Regions from separate parts of the Homo sapiens genome. Here region 1 is linked to region 2. The links are chromatin contacts, found by Hi-C in ENCODE. All regions are on one chromosome and are shown on one strand. Each heading gives the region's core, a stretch centred on a gene start or an enhancer-like site at or near the end of the contact. The rest is flanking DNA. Distances are from core to core; before and after follow the strand shown.

Region 1 (2,700 bases), core at 117-2,616, 64 kb after region 2:
TCAGTTTCTAGTGCACACTGACTTACTGGCATATTTGGCACCACTGATTGCTCCCTTCTTGAAACACCTTCCACCCTGGGCGTCAGGGTCACTATCCACCGCTGGTTCGCCCTGATTCCCAGGCCCGCACATTCCCAGTCTCTTCTGCTGGCTCCTTCTTCTGTTCCTCAGCCCTCAATACTGTAGGGCCCCAGCCTGAGTCTTTGGAAAGCTTGTTTTCTGTCCATGCTCCAGACAAGTGTGTCCAACTCATGCTCACCACTGCATGGAGCCAGGTTGGGGGCATGGTGGGAGGGTCCTACGAGGAGCTCACTCCGGGATCCCACGGGTTTCACTTTAGGGCACTAACTCCACATCTGCATCCCCAACGCAGGGCTCTCTCTGACTCCAGACCCTCATGTTCATCTGGGCAGCAACTTTACAAGTCTCACTACAGTCTCGGGCTTTGCCTGACAGTGCTGGCCTCTTCTTCTTGCCCTTCCTCCAGGGGTCTGCATCTCCTCAGGCAACATTATCTACCCCCATATTCAGGGTAACATTCTTAGGGCCATGCTGGACTCTTCCCTGCCTGCCAGAGCCCCAGCCCTCCATCATCAAGGCCTGTAGGTCTGCCTTCAAAACGTACCCCATAGCCGTGTCTCTCTACTGCCCCTCACCTGCACTACCACCCCCACGACCCTGCCAGCCGTCTCTCTCTGCCCTGGTCTGGAGCAACTGCCTCTCCCTGCTCTTCCAGCTTCTTCTCTTACCACCCCATAGTCCATTCTCCAGCAGCCAGAATCTGTCAGATGTGAATCAAGACGCGTCAGCCCCCGGCTCAAAACCCTCCAGGGGCTGCTTATCTACCTTCAGTGAAGCCTAAAGGACGAGGCTCCCTAGCGCCCGGCTCCCATTCTCCTGCCCTCCTTTCCAAATCCTCTCACCCTCGCTCCACCAGCTCAGGTGACACTGGCTTCCTTAAATATGCCAAGACTTTGATGTTAGACTCCCTCTGCCAGGAAAGCCAGGCCCGCAGGTGTCTGTTGCTGCCTCCCTCCCTGCCCTCCAGCGGCATCCCGGGATTCCCTCTCCTTCCTAACCTCCCCAGAGTAGCCTCTGAGGCCCCACTTCATTTTCATGCTCCCCTTGTTCATCGGCTTTCTTCCACTGGAATTTCACCTCCCTGAGGGCAGGGGTTTCATCTGCCTGGAGTGTGGAGGTAGCCCCAGACCTGGATGGGGCATTTCGTGGGCATTCAACACAGGCTGACACTGGGTCAATCTGTCTCCATTTGGCCGCCGTTACACATCTCTGACTTTCAGAGGGAAGGAAGTGAGGCTCCAGCCGGCCAAGTGACGTGGCCAAGCTCCCCCTGCCAATCCGGGCCTCAAGCCAGGGTCGGGCTGACTCAGAAGCCCACAAGCCTCCTCTGTAACTTACCATTCTCTGGCAGATTCCCCTCAATCCAATTATCCTCCCCTGGAGCACAACTCAAAGGTGTGCCTAGAGATTTTTCAACATGCGTTTCCATCTCCCATGTATGCAGTGACTCCTGCATTACACAAAAATGCCTCTGCCCTCTGCCCCCAGACACACTGAAGAACCACACCATCTCACCCACATGGTGGTTAGCTGCTGCCACAGGCAGCAGATGATACTTCCCAACCCAGAGACCCCGGTCTCCGAGCCATCTCCTGTGTAAATGCAGCAGGATCAGCTGATGGCAAAAGGAGTGGTTTCTTGCCTTCTCAATGGCAGGCTAGTCATTAAAGAACGAAAGGTGTTTCCCTTCCTCTCAGGAGGTCAGCTGGTTTTAGGCCCAGATGATCCGGCCCTTCTGTTGCCCTGAGACTGTCATGAGGTGGGAGTGGGTTGTGTTTTCCAGGGTTTGAAGACTTGGGGAAGACCAGTCTCCCAGATCTGTGGGTTTTATGGGAGTTCAGACTGGCACCCCACTTGACACAGAGGCCTCAAAAATAGACGGGGCTGCCTATGTGGCTCGGGAGGCCAGGCAGATACCACGCAGGGCCCCAGGAGAGTGGAATCAGGCCCCAGGATGGACAGCTGGATGGTGGGCAATGTTAACTGAGTGAAGGCCACTGTTTGCCAGTTTTCAGAACCACCTGAGCCCTGGGTTCATGTTCTGTCCAAGGGAAAAGGAAGTCCTCCACCCAAAGTCTTATGACAGAAATAATGTTTCCTGCCAAGCACAGCTAGAACTGTCCCTTAAACAAATGGATTTTTTTTTTACTAAATAATTTTTTGACATCTGTATTTCAATCTCTCATGTATTCAGTAAAATAATATTGCATATAAATAGTTTATTCATAAAGATTCTAAGCACTAAGCTATTAGGAAGAGGCATTTACCCTTTGTACCCAGCAATACTGAGCAGCTTTCTTGGATGGCCACTTCATGATGGAAAAGTGGACTGTGACAGTGGGGGCCACGGGAGCAGAGCCTGGCTGTGGGGTGGAAGGTACAGGAGCTGCCAGTGCTTTCCAGTGACCAAACTCCTCACCCAGATGGGCTGTGGGAGACCCTTTAGCACTGGCCGGCTGAGGGTCTTCACGTGAGTCTGAGCATAGCAGGGCACTGAGAAATGACCTAGTCTAAGACCTCGCTTGAGAGCAGAGGAAAGGAGTTCGGAGGAGTCAGATGGATGGTGGGCAGGGGTCAGGTTCATGCTATCACCCAGCCCAGAGACTGCTTCACTCCTCT
Region 2 (2,700 bases), core at 191-2,690:
AAATTGGAAAAACTGACTCAATGCTGCCCTCCAGTGTTGCTTAAGAGGAAAAGTGGGTGCAAATAATTCCCCTCTCCACCCCCGCACCTCTTCTTCTCCAGCTTCCCCAAGCTGCCAATAAGGGAAATGCAGCTTTGCTGACCAATGACCAGCTCCGGGCTTTTCATTAATCTGGCTTGGGATTGGAAAGTGCAGTGCTCTGATTTGAGAGGTCAGGGGTGGCTTGGCCTGGCTTTGCTGCAGCCTGCTGGGTTCTGCCTTGACGTGGCCACCCTTTCCAGATCTGAGCTGCAGGGCAGACACACCCAGGGAGGGCTGCAGGGCTGGCTCAGGGACAGGTCTCCCTTGGGTGGTGCCCAGCAGCCTGTCCCATAGTTCTATGAGTCACTACACAAACAGAGAAGGGGTTAGCCTCGCTTCTTACTCATGGGGCAGGGGGTGGCACAGGCTCTCCCCATCCACAATGTTTCCCAGAATAGAGCAGTGCAGCTCCTGGGAGTTCCAAGCCCCCATGAATGGATGGGCCAAACCAAAGTGTCCAGGAAAGGGACTCAAAAAGCAACATTTTAAATAAGCATCTCCTGTGGCTTTTAAAATCAAGCAAATTCAGGAAATATTGTTCTAGAACAAGAATAATCTGTTAGAAGCAGTTCCTGTGGGTGCAACTTGGACATTTTGGGTCTGGCTGTCCACCCGCTTCCCAGGGTAGAATTGCTGTTGGAGAACATCAGCCCAGCCACCACTCCATGTCTTAGCCACCCCGGCCCCAGGATTTAGGGGGAACAGGCACCTAGTGGCATCCATGGTCTGTGGGCAGAAGCAATGTGGGAAGTGCTGGGTGATGTGCTCAGGCATGGGGGTGTCTCTCCCCACTCCCCTTCCATGGTGCCTGCAGAAGACAGCAGATCTCCACTGAAGAGCTGCCTGACAATTGAGAACACTCCTTTTAGATTTCCACTGTGTTAAGTCACTGTGATTTTGGTTTGTTTGTTTCAGATAAACCACCTAAGCTAAGACGGCACCCCAGACAGTCACCCTCACTTCCCTATCATGGGGTTCCTGGGGACTCCTCCCCTCAACAGCAGGGCTGGAATGGACTCCTTGGGCTGCCCAGGGCTCCAGTGCACGGTGGGAATACCCCTGAAGGGGCTAGTGCCTGTCCACCTAGAAGGGTCCAGCAGCCTTGCGGCCTAGATCTGGCTGGGGTGAAGGGCCAGGTACTGAGAGGCTCTACGGACATGCCTGCTCACAACTGAAGACACCGAGGGGCTCAAAGGAAGGCTTTTCTGCAGAGGGTCAACTGCGGCCTGTGGTGAGGGCTGGGGCTGCAGAGCCCAGGGACAGTTCCGGCCAGGAGGCCATGAAAACAGGTCCTCCTCGTGAGCAGCGGCTGCTCAGGATGCCTCTGCTTCTCAACTGTACACCCTGACATTTCCCTATTGGAAACCTGGCTTTACCAGTGAGGAGCAGCCATGCAGCGGCTTGCCCTCTGGTGGTAAATGTCTAGAACAGCAACTGCTTTTCAAAATGAGCCTAAAAAGGCCGGAAAGGTGTTTTGTTTTTGTTTTTGAAAGGCCTCTTGTATGTCTTTTAGCCTGGAAACATATAGGCATCATCTCATGCTAGCCTGAATATATTCTGAGTACTTATTTTCTAAAAAAAAATCAAGATTTCTGGTTTTTGTCTCCGATGTGAAAAGCTGGAAGAGCATTGTTCCACCATGAAAACATTCCAGTCAAACTGCAAATTCACAACTTATCTTTAACCCACCAGACAGCTGAAGTCACAGGGAAACCGACTTATCCAATATCTAAGGAAAGACAGGTGCCTCCAAGGAGAGACAGACATGAGCTTAAGAAGGGCCAATTCAGCTGGACCCCAGTAAGAATCATTCAGCTAAAATGGTTAAATTGGTAAAGGAACAGTATCAGCTAGTGAAATAATATGGAACCCTGGGGGCTGAAGATATAAAGGAAATTCACATGCACCTGCAGGCTCCTCTCCACAGGACCTACCTGGTTCTCCCAAAAAAGACTGGCAGGAGTTCTAAGAGAGTGTCTCCATAGATATTTCCATCCTACCTCTACCAAGGAATAAAAGCTTAAACTGCAGAGTGTAGGGCAACAAACACTGGGTGCACTAAGGGTCATCTTCTGTTACTCTGATTAAGCATCTGTCTTAGGCAGGCACTGTATCCCTGGATCTGGGGATGGGGGTGACCTTCCTGGGCTATCATAACTAGACTGGTCCAAACCTAGACTCTGAAAACCTAGCAAAAGGAAAGGCATGCTTCTTTCCAGGAATAAAAGTGATTTACTGCAGTCTTTACTGTCCTACTCAAGATGCCTGGCTTTCAGCAACGACAACAAAAAACCTATGAGGCGAAAGGAAAGATAAAAAAAAAAACCCAACACATTGATAAAAGACAAAGCAGTTTATAGAACAAGACTCAGATATGACACAGGTGTTGAAACTATCAGACAAGGAATTAAAAATAACTGATTAATAAGTTAAGGACTAATAGAAAAGCCAGATACCATGCAAGATTTGATGGTTAATTTCAGCATACAGAACAAATCTATGAGAAAGAAATGAAAATGCTAGAAATGAAAAACACCATAATAGAGGTGAAGAATGATTTTGAGGGGCTGGTCAGTTGACTTGATATAGCTGAGCAAAGAATCTGATCTGTAAACCTCA

Evidence for each region. Hi-C counts contacts between places; a loop is a spot of excess contacts on that map.
Region 1: a map of left cardiac atrium shows a loop between it and region 2 (6-fold over the local background). The contact joins two enhancer-like sites. A Hi-C loop is called at or near these places in 7 of 168 maps with a recorded cell type or tissue (GM12878, IMR-90, Right ventricle myocardium inferior and 3 more).

What each region holds. Positions count from the first base shown.
Region 1 is chr15:31,553,107-31,555,806 of GRCh38, forward strand. The region is part of intron 5 of OTUD7A (OTU deubiquitinase 7A); the gene reads right to left. Among named protein-coding and RNA genes, the nearest start is that of KLF13, 230 kb to the left of the region's middle. RefSeq lists an enhancer at 1,202-1,785. Within about 2 kb of position 1,367, at least 2 of the 41 ENCODE cell types and tissues checked have a DNase peak (open chromatin) inside an H3K27ac peak, as active enhancers do.
Region 2 is chr15:31,488,736-31,491,435 of GRCh38, forward strand. The region is part of intron 10 of OTUD7A (OTU deubiquitinase 7A); the gene reads right to left. Among named protein-coding and RNA genes, the nearest start is that of KLF13, 160 kb to the left of the region's middle. RefSeq lists an enhancer at 1,080-1,729 and a silencer at 1,235-1,385. Within about 2 kb of position 1,441, at least 7 of the 41 ENCODE cell types and tissues checked have a DNase peak (open chromatin) inside an H3K27ac peak, as active enhancers do.